Regions from separate parts of the Homo sapiens genome. Here region 1 is linked to region 2. Evidence: chromatin loops called from intact Hi-C (ENCODE). Cell type or tissue: HCT116. All regions are shown on one strand. Each heading gives the region's core, and the rest is flanking DNA. Links, peaks and the distances in the headings are about the cores only. Region 1 overlaps LINC02945 (long intergenic non-protein coding RNA 2945). Region 2 overlaps FAM241A (family with sequence similarity 241 member A).

Evidence for each region. A loop is a pair of places that touch in the nucleus more often than their neighbours do. Peaks named below come from ENCODE experiments on the same cell type or tissue, not always from the same donor. Only the 100,000 strongest peaks of a DNase experiment are listed, where the experiment ranks them.
Region 1: it touches region 2 in a loop (3-fold over the local background); 9 of 110 quality-filtered maps call a loop at or near these places.

The regions. Positions count from the first base shown.
Region 1 is chr4:112,080,691-112,086,080 of GRCh38, forward strand. All of the region lies in intron 1 of LINC02945 (long intergenic non-protein coding RNA 2945), which reads right to left. Among named protein-coding and RNA genes, the nearest start is that of LINC02945, 29 kb to the right of the region's middle. RefSeq lists enhancers at 1,984-3,183, 2,583-2,877. In HCT116, for the core only: no CTCF peak of the experiment used is centred there; a DNase peak (open chromatin) is centred at 2,701; H3K4me3 peaks cover 943 bases; H3K27ac peaks cover 2,848 bases.
Region 2 is chr4:112,168,108-112,173,497 of GRCh38, forward strand. All of the region lies in intron 1 of FAM241A (family with sequence similarity 241 member A), which reads left to right. It also overlaps the pseudogene RPL36AP19. Among named protein-coding and RNA genes, the nearest start is that of FAM241A, 25 kb to the left of the region's middle. In HCT116, for the core only: no CTCF peak of the experiment used is centred there; DNase peaks (open chromatin) are centred at 844, 1,135, 2,474, 3,302 and 1 weaker place; H3K4me3 peaks cover 4,006 bases; H3K27ac peaks cover 5,000 bases.

The DNA of each region.
Region 1 (5,390 bases), core at 233-5,232, 87 kb before region 2:
TACACAGATCCTGGAATATATTTGGTGTTTGACAAATATTTGTAAATGAATGGATATGTTCATTGATTGTATCTCTTAAATCCTCTTCTAAAAGTATATTGTAGTTTGCCCATTGCTCTGGTATGCATGTGGGTGTCCCTTAAAATTCCTATGTTGGAAATTAACCCCCAGTGTGATAATACAGCCTGTAGGAGGTGATTAGGAGGTACAGTCTTTAGGAGGTGATTAAGTCATGAGGGCTTTGCCCTCATGAATAGAATTAGTGCTTTTATGAAAGAGGTTGAAGGGAGCTGCCTTGCCCTTCTGCCATGAGAGGACACAGCAATAAAGTGCCACTAATGAAACAGAGAATGAGCTCTCACTAGACACCAAACCTGCCAGTACCTTGTTCGTGGATTTCCCAGCCTCCAGAACTGTGAGCAATAAATTCTGTTGTTTAAAAATTACCTTATCTAAGGTATTTTGTTATCGCAGCAGGCATGGAGTAAGATGTATTCAGAAAAAAAAATATGAGTCTTTCAGGAAAATAAAACACCCAATTTTTTCTTCATTATTAGTGACGCTAAAAGGCAAAGAGCATGTACAAGGAGAAAAAAAAAAAGGCATTGGCTTAAGGATTGGGAAGCCAACTCCCAGTCTGTCTGCCGTGCTCAACCTCTTACACATTGTGGGAAACAGACCTGCATTTTTTTAAGGTTTTTCTGAAACCATCTAATTTTCAGAATATTGCCCATTAATGCAATTAATGGACTATTTCAGAAGAAAACTTTGAAAACTGTATTATTTCTCAAGAAATATTTTGAAATTATTTGTATCTATTGAGCACCTACTTAACAAATGCTAATTTGGCCTATGGACTTGCTTCTAACTATGCATTAGCTCATACATGCATAGCGACCAATATACCTGGATATAACTAAGATGCCACAGAAAAGGTTTCCTTTACCACAAGGAAGCACAACCAGCCCAATTCCAATTACACATGGAAACTAGAACTTGGATACCATTTATTTCTCGGGTGAAAAGATTAGGAATATATTGTAAAAAATGACGACAGAGTGTCCATTTCTAATGGGGAATTTTGACACTCTATTAATAATCAATTTTTCATGGATTTTCCATTTGTCTTTTTCCCAGAAGATGCCGTTATGGCATTTTCCACAGTGGTTTAAAAATGTGTATTTTCTAATAACCTTCTAATTGTAAAAAGATAAATTTTTACAATTTATCTTTCATCAAACTCTCTGCTTTGGCTTTGTCTAAAGTAAAGGATGAAAAAAATAACCTGCTTAAAAATTTTTAATAGAGTTTACCAAGATAAATTCCTTAGGTAGGTTTCATCTGGTATTCCTATTTCCAGAGACTTCACCATGTGGAAAGATGCTCGAAACTGATAATTATATAAACCTGAAGGAGAACATTTGGCTGAACATATGTAGCTGGACTTTCAACAAAGTGTGCAATGATGTTTTATAAAAGTAATGCCACCAAGCAAGAGAGAGTCCTTTTTTAAGTCATCATAAGTAATTACATAAGTTCCCACACTCAGAGGACCAATATTTACTAAGTTTCCTAATGGCATTTAGCAACAAGTCTTACTATTAAAAAAGGAGATGTACCTCAGCAAAATATTCAGGTTGTAAATGTTTAGGGAATTAAGGAGTTGGTAGGTGGTTAATAAAACAACAAGATGCATAGCTAAGGAAAAAGCAAATGAAGCAGGAGCTGTTATTGTTTTCCATAATCACCATATAAGCCAAAAAATGTGGTTTATAATTATGATGTATGCATGGATTTGTCTAGAAAGACACATTGTGGTAAGGCCTACATCAAAATAAGATCAGAAAAACCTTTTCTAGTGGTAGCTATATATCACTAACCTACTAACAAAGGTACTAACTTCAACTTGCCTTGGGACTCAGCCTATGTCAAACAAGAGTCCTCTTTTGAGGATGAAAATCAGGCAGCATTCAGCTCACTGCAACCTCCACCTCCTGGGCTCAAGCGATCCCCCCACCTCAGTCTCCCAACTAGCTGGGACTACAGGCAAGTGCCATCATGCCCGGCTAATTTTTGTAATTTTTGTAGAGACAGGGTTTCACCATGTTGCCCAGGATGGTCTCAAACTCCTGGGCTCAAGCAATCCACATGCCTCAGTCTCCCAAATTGCTGGGATTACAGGCATGAGCCACCGTGCCCAGCCTAACATGTTGCTTAATTACACGTATCGAGCGAGTATGGTGGCTTCTTAAAAAGTTAAGTATGGAATTACCACATATGGAATATAGTCCATGGAAATTCAACTTGACCTGAATTTTAAATATATATACCTATATATGCATACACACTTGTTTTATATGTGCACCATTTGAAGTTGGCATTTATTAACAGGATATTTCTATTACTCACATGAAAAAGAGTTCGTGAGGCTTTTAGGTACACCCACCTGCACTGCTTACCTTGCAAATTCACCCCAACCTCTTTCTTGCCTGTATGGATAGTCCCATTTACATTTCATATACCAGAGAAATCCTAAGTCATTTATTACTTAAAAACCAATGATGACATTTCTTGGCAAGGCCCCAACATTATTAATTTATGAGAGAAGGCTGTAGTAACTTATCCAAGAAGGCCACATGTTTTCTTCTCTGTCATCCTTGACCTCATTTGTGGCTGTGTTTCCTCCTTCCCTGAATGCATATTATCCCCATGATCCTGGAGGAAAAATGACTCATCTGCTCAAAGGTGAATGTTTTGGAATATTTATTGTTTGAGACCTGGCTGACTCATGTTTATGGCTTTTCCTGTGATTTCTCTTTTATTCAGAGTTTCCTGAGCATGATCTTTTCACCTCTCGGGACTTGTCCATGATTTTATTTCAAAGGAAATGTCCTCCCTCAAACACTACTTTCCTGAAGGGTGGCTATTTGTCCTTAAAGTCCAAGTAAATAAGAAACCCCCTCATAGAAGTTCTTCAGGGTCCTTCTTTCCATCTCTCATTGGATTAATCACAGGCATATCTGCGCTCCCAGGGTATCTTGACACAGACATCTATGGCTGCACTTTCCTCACCACATTGCAATGTCCTTCCACTCAGAGAGGAGAGAACTGTGCACTTCCCTACTAGACTGTTGCTCTTCTCCCATGGAGAGAATTTTTTTTTGTCTCTATATTATCTGCACATAAGACAATGCCAAGAACTAATAGATTCCCAATTAGTGTTTGTTCAATGTTGATTATTTGAATTCTAACATGTTGTCTATTATATTACTAGAGGAGCTGAGATTTAAATCCAGGCCTGTTGTATCCAAAGCCCATGATATTTCCCCTCCAACATATGATCTGTGTATCTGTTCACTAAGCCTCATTTTTTTCTTCCTCCTGACCACACAACTAGAGTTCATCTTCCAGTCATAAATAAACAAAAGTAAAATATGCCACTTTAAGGCGTGGCTTCTAAAAATAACTTCTGCCAATCTTGTACCATTTATTTCTTCCTTTGTTTGCTAGCTAGATTCAGAAGACCCAATAGAGGAATCCAAGACCCTAGTAAATAGCAGAGCCATTAGATAGAAAAAGTCTGGGCTCCTGAGTCACCACGTGGAGGAAGCTAGGAATATCCTAGTAGAAATATTGTGTGAGCAAAAAAGAATACTGTATGTTAGTTATTAAGCTGCTAAAAATTTTGAAGCTTTTATTCAGCAGTTAGCCTACCCTGATTAATGTACTACCAGAATTACAATTTTTATAACATTTTTCTGATTTTTAAAAGCTACATGTACACTCTAGAAAATTTAAAAATAGAAAATAATAAAAAAGAAAAATAATATTCACTACTCAGAGATAAACATTGTTTAATATTTTTGTTATACATTACACATTTTATCAGTGTTAAGGGGCAGGGGAGGAGTTAGATATAGTAGAGAGAACAAAGAGATGTTATTTAAAAGATAGAAGTAGCAGTTTTCTTAGAGAAGAGCACTATCTTGCTATCTTTTGTTCCTTGGTAAATTATTTCATTGTGAAGTGAAGTGATGGTCCCCAGGACATAGTATAGTAAGCAGAAGAATGGCAAAATTAAATTGTTTTGCCTAACAAGTAAAAGGATTTTGAGACTTTCTGGGCAATGAAAGAGCCAAACAGAGAAGTGAGAGAGAGAAGCCAGGAAGAAGTTCTCAGTGTTGGGAATTCCCAAGAGACATTCAAGAACAAGAATGTGTAGCATCTAGTCTTACATTGTTTGCCTTGTGTCCTGCTATCCCATAATGCAAACCCCTTGCTGTGACACCCCTGGATGTTCAATGAATTCTCATCTATGTAAATGTTGATATGAGTTGTGTTTTAAGAAAACTGAGGGAAAAGGCAAGAAGTGAGAACATAATAGAAGTTAGAATCTCAGGAAGACATCAGAGGAAGAGATGACAATGAAAAACATAAGACCCCCTCCCTCCTAAATAACGTTATGTACATTTGCCCAAACTTTTCATGTCCTGCTATAATACACTTTTAACAGCTGCATGCTATTCCAGCATATGACCACTCCATCACTGACTGAACCCTCCCTATATCATGCCATTTACATTCCTTTCAGTTTTTCACTGTTAAACATAGTTCCTCAGCAAACATCCTCATACGTAAAATTTGGGTCCAGGCCCATTATTTCTTGGCTTAGCCAAGGCTCCCTTTGTTTAAAGAACAAAAAAATCGCTCAAATAAGTAGAAAAGAGCTTAAGTTAAAAAGCGAAACTTAATATAAGGATCCAGGGTTATTGCACAAAACCCACAACCTTAGGTAATAGGCCTCATAAGGAACTGGAAACCCCGGATGTAAGATCACTAGAAATTGCCATCTCTGTCACTTCCCTCAGAAGACACCCATTTTCACTTTCTGCCTGTATCTGTGTGTTTGAGAGAGAGATGCAATTTATAATTCATATTTATATTAAATAAATGATAACAGATACACAGTAGGTTCTGATAGCAATCTCCAAATCCTTCTAACTAACAAAACTACTAAATGTCACACAACTAACACAACTAGGCTTTTTTTCTTATGTGTTCTGTGTCTTGTGCTTATACCTCCTTTTCTTACTCACAATCTTATTCTAGGCATTAGTCTGTGATGAGGGGAACTACTTCTCACTTCAAAAATGCACTCAGTCATTCCCTACTTATCAACACCAGAAATGATACTCACTTCTTCCACCCCATCTTTCTCACCTGAGTGCTTTGTCCATGTGAGATGATCTTTACATTTCACAAAAGAGCTTTCTTCAGTATCGGGGGTGGGGCAGCGGCAGAGGTCTGCATCTTCTCCAAAATCCTATTTGCCTTTGATGCCCACATTGGGATCTGGAGTCTGGCAGGCTCTTGATTTCATCTCTGTTCCC
Region 2 (5,390 bases), core at 80-5,079:
TTCTAGTAATTTTCACTATATCACCATTCACCTAAAGTTAAAACAACTAATATACTTTGTTATGAAATAAGGTGACTTTATGTAGATACACTGTTTTTCAAAGAGTTTTTTCACAAGAAATGTCACAGATTCACACACTTTTCTTTATCTACAAGACTAGATTCCTACAGACTCTTTAGTTCTATAAATAATGAAAAGCAATTAAACTTTTTTTCCCTACTTAGTCCAAATGATTGATAGCTTAATAGATATTTCATTTCATAAGAATGGTACAGCAGTGGTTATTTCAGAACTCCAAAGAAAAAAATCAGCCAAGTCAATGGGTTTGACAAAAAGTGAAGTATATAAAACAAGAAGCTGTTATTGTACAGGAAACAATATACTCCCAAACAATAAATATAAATGGCATTTTCATAACTTTTTGAAAAATTGTTAGATTCATAAGTACTGTTAACTTTGCTATGAGACAAAATTCCATTATAGATCTTACTAAGAAATTATTGATAAGTTAATTTTAAAGGAAACTTAGTTCTAAGAAGGATGGTTCCTATATTTGGATTTTTTTTTTTAATTTGAGACAGTGTTTGGCTGTTGTTGCCCAGGCTGGAGTGCAATGGCGCGATCTCAGCTCATTGCAACTTCCACCTCCCGGATTCAAGCGATTCTCCCACCTCAGCCTTCCAAGTAGCTGGGATTACAGGTGTGCACCCCCACACCCAGCTTAATTTTGTATGTTTAGTAGAGACGGAGTTTCAGCATGTTGGTCAGGCTGGTCTTGAACTCCTGACCTCAAGTAATCCGCCTGCCTCGGCCTCCTGGAGCGCTGAGATTACAGGCGTGAGCCATGGCACCTAGCCTTGGATACTTCTATTAGTCATGCCTACATGTTTAACTCTTTAAATATAATATGGAAAAGATATAACAGCATAAGCAAAATAGTCTTCAATCTTCCATATAACTTTACCTTGGGCTAGGTACAAACTTAAAACTCCTATCCTAAAATGTAATTTAAAAGATGTATTTACAAAATCATGAATGTTGATAATTCTTTCAACAGATGCTGGCCAAACTACCAGAAGAGCGGCATCAGTGATATACTCAATGTTTTTAAGAATCAGTCCTCATCTAGTTAGTGCCTCAGATTCTTTCTGGTGCCGCTGATTTTGAATATTATTGCTTTTCTTCGTTTTGTCCTAAAAGGAAGTGACTCATCAAACACACAAACTAATCCAGTTCCAATCAGGATCTATATTTTGCTTATTTTGCTTTAGGAATGAAAAGGTATATGTTACAGTATAAAATCTATTTTTATACTTGCGTGCATGAATAAGAGGATTTGGGATTATGAGTAAATGCTAATCTTAAAAAGAAATAGCAACACCTCTAAGAAAGAGACAACAAAAGAGTGAGAAAGATCCAAAACAATCCTCAGGAATTGGATGGACAATTATCAAGAGGTGACTGAAAGAATTTGGGAGTATGGAAGGAGTGCCAGGAACATTGAGACACATAATTTTATAGTGAAGCATCTCAGCACAATTTTTACCAATAATACTTAGCAGCCTAAAAGAAACAGGGAAATTGGAGACTGTAGGAAGTCAGGGCATGGGGAGAAAACGTAGCTATGAATTCGTAGTTGAAATGGTAGACACTATGTATTCTCAACTGCAAGGAGAAAATAGAAGCCAAAAAGACTAAATATATAACTAATCCAGAGGCTTTTAAAATTCTGCTTCTTTCTTAGTATGTATTGTCATGTATTTGTTTATCTTCCCTTTCTGTATGATACTATGTCTTACTTGTGTTTCACAAATGTGAGATTCCTGACCTTTTATAAGAAGGTAACAAGGCATTTTTCAAAAAGCCTTTTTTTGGAGAGGTTAAGTGGGATGGTAGAGTGGATTAAGTGGAACAAAATTCCAGTTTTTTGGCGAGAAAATATTTTTTAGTCTAAAATCCCTCTGAGACTCACTACAAACTAATTTCTTTCTGTCATTCTTCTTCCTTCTTTTGGTTTCTCTATAACTAAATTTAGTTTAAAATTAAGTTATCTATAAAGGCAGCCTTTCCATGATCGTTGGAGCACATTCTGCTCATGTTAGAAGTTCATTGTTCTTTGTTTTTAGTTATTAAGCACATACAGTAGTCCCCCCTTATCCACAGGGGATACATTCTAAGACCCCCAGTGGATGCCTGAAATTGATGATAGTACTGAACCCTATATATACTGTTTTTCCTGTGTGTACATACCTATGATAACATTTCATTTATAAGTTAAAGACACAGTAAGAGATTAACAACAATAAGAATAAATTAGAACAACTATAATAATATACTGTAATAAAAGTTGTATGAATGTGGTCTCTCTTTCTCTCAAAATAATCTTATTGTATCATAGTCACCCTTCTTGTGATCTGTCGATCTGATAATTGAGGTGACTACTAAGCGACTAATGGGTGGATCATGTCAACAGCATGGATACACTGGACAAAAGCATGAGTCATGTCCCGAGCAGGATGGAGCAAGATGGTGTGAGATTTCATCACTATACTCAAAATGGCCCACAATTTAAAATTTACAAATTATTTATTTATGGAATTTTCCATTTAATATTTTCAGACCACAGTTGACTGCAGCTAACTGAAACTGGGAAAAGAGAAACTGGATAAGGGGGACTACTGTAGTATGAAGGCAAGAAAATTTCAGGGGAAAACAAGTGGTTATTTTCTGGCCAAATGTGATACATTTTCTCTCTTAACTGGATACAGTTAAAAATAGGAAAAAAAAAAAAAAAGCCCACTTTTGAAGTGCTCAATGTGCTTAGTCTTTGTGCCAACTTCTATAGTTTTTCTTTTCTTCTGGGGGTAGGAATGGGATTAAAGGTTAGAGATTGGTTTTGTTTTTTATTTTTAAGAAAAGATGAAATTTTTAAAATCCTGGTCAAATAGTAAGTATGACAATTGAGACCAGGTGCTATACTACAGTGAGCCAGATGTGTGTATAAAACAAGAAACTGTTATTGTACAGGAAAAAAAATGCAAAAACCACAAAACCATTTTAAAATTATTATTTTTACTTTCTTTCTGTGCCGATAGCACTCCTGCAAACATGGTAAACATTCCTAAAACCCACTGGACTTTCTGTACGAAGTGTGGCAAGCACCAACCCCACAAAATGACACAGTACAAGAAGGGCAAGGATTCTCTGTATGCCCAGGGAAAGCGGTGTTACGACAAGAAGCAGAGTGACTATGGGGGACAAGCTAAGCCAATTTTCTGGAAATAAAACTACAAAGATGATTGTGCTAAGGCTTGAGTGTGTTGAGCCAACTGCAGATCTAAGAGAATGCTGGCTATTAAAAGATGCAAGCATTTTGAACTGGGAGGAGATAAGGAAAGAAAGGCCCAAGTGATTCAGTTCTAAGTGTCATCTTTTGTTTTATTATGAAGACTATAAAATCTTGAGTTTATGGCCGGGTGCGGTGGCTCACGCCTGTGATCCCAGCACTTTGGGAGGCCGAGGCGGGCGAATCACGAGGTTAGGAGATCGAGACTATCCTGGCTAACACGGTGAAACCTCGTCTCTACTAAAAATATAAAAAATTAGCCAGGCATGGTGGCGGGCGCCTGTAGTCCCAGCTACTCAGGAGGCTGAGGCAGGAGAATGGCATGAACCTGGGAGGCGGAGGTTGCAGTGAGCCGAGATCGCGCCACTGCACTCCAACCTGGGTGACAGAGTGAGACTCTGTCTCAAAAAACAAAAACAAAAACAAAAAAAAATCTTGAGTTTATATTCAAAAAAAGTATTATTTTTGCTGATGTAAGTGAATCAAGACAAGTATAACTAAACTGCTTTTAAAAACTGATACATTGAAACAATTAGAATGTGAATCATCACAAGATTGATTTTATATTTATAACAAAGCCTATAGTGTAGGCTTTAGAACATAGGCTTTAGAGCCAGATTGCCTGAATGTGTCTAGATTCCACCAATTACTAAGGGATCTTGACTAAATTACATAATCTCTCTTCCTCAGTTTCCTTTATGTTTTGAAGATCATAGTACTTAAAGCATTGCCCAACACATACTATTCAATTAGTGTTCATTTTTTAAATTAATAAATGTGTCATGAAATAAGTTAAAAATTTCATTTAAACATTGCTTGTTGTTTTCAAGGCTTACATATTTCAGAGCATATCTACATAGGGATAACCTTTGAGATGAAGAGGAATACAAAGCAAGAAATCAGTCTTTGCAGGTGACTAAATTCTGAAGTGAAGATGTTTTGTAAACCACAGAATCGGTTTGTGGTTTATCAGTGCTATAACCAGCTATCCTTTTATATAATAATACAGAAGCAGTTAAACACACCATATCATTTTTAAAAACATCATTTAAATATTTGAAAGCAGTGCATTAGTGGGTTTTTTGCCAATTCTTTTGATTTAGTTTATGACCAAATTGACCTTTTTTGAACTAAATGCCAAGCATTTTGCAGCTCTTAAATGTTGATCACATTTTGCCTTAAAATATATGTATTTGTTTATAAATGTTAACCTCCACACTAGATTGTTAGCTTCTCAAAGTTAAGGATGTAATATTACTTATCTAATACTTTATAGGTACCAGAAAAAATGTTTGTTGAATTGGTTCTAAAGTGTTTTTAAAGCCAAATAATTATAAATGTTATGCTGAATATAAATGACAACATAGTTTTATTTGTTCATTTATGCGTTAATATGTTTATTTATTTGCTGTTTTTTTCTTTCTGGGCTGCCAGATATTTTGTGTTTGTTTTGAGGCAAGGTCTGGCCTTGTCACCCAGGCTGGAGTGCAGTGGTGCGATCTTGGTTCACTGCAGCCTCTGCCTCCTGGGCTGAAGCTATTTTCCTACCTCAGCCTCCTGAGCAGCTGGGACTACAGGCACACACCACCATACCCCGCTAACTTCTGTATTTTTTTGTAGAGTCAGGGTCTCACTATGTTGCCCAGGCTGGTCTTGCACTCCTGAACTCAAATGATCTGCCCACCTTGGCCTCCCAAAGTGCTGAGATTATAGGTGTGAGCCACTATGCCCAGCCCTGCCAGAGATTTAATGTGGGCCATAGAAGGAGGAGACCATTTTAATGTTTACAGAGCATTCTTGATTTACTTTTTATATTTCTACATTTTTTAAGAACTTCCCCAGAGAGTTATAAATAATGATAGAAAGTATTTTAATTGTGCTAAAAGTTTTTCTAAAAAATAGGTTTGAGTGTGACATTTAATGTATTGAAAGCAACTAAGGAAAAAACAGGACTGACTATTCTGAGATTTGGGTTTCTGGTTAACTTTCTTTAGGCTTAATGAAAAAATGAGTTAATTACCAGCTAAAGTACATGGTAGGCTAC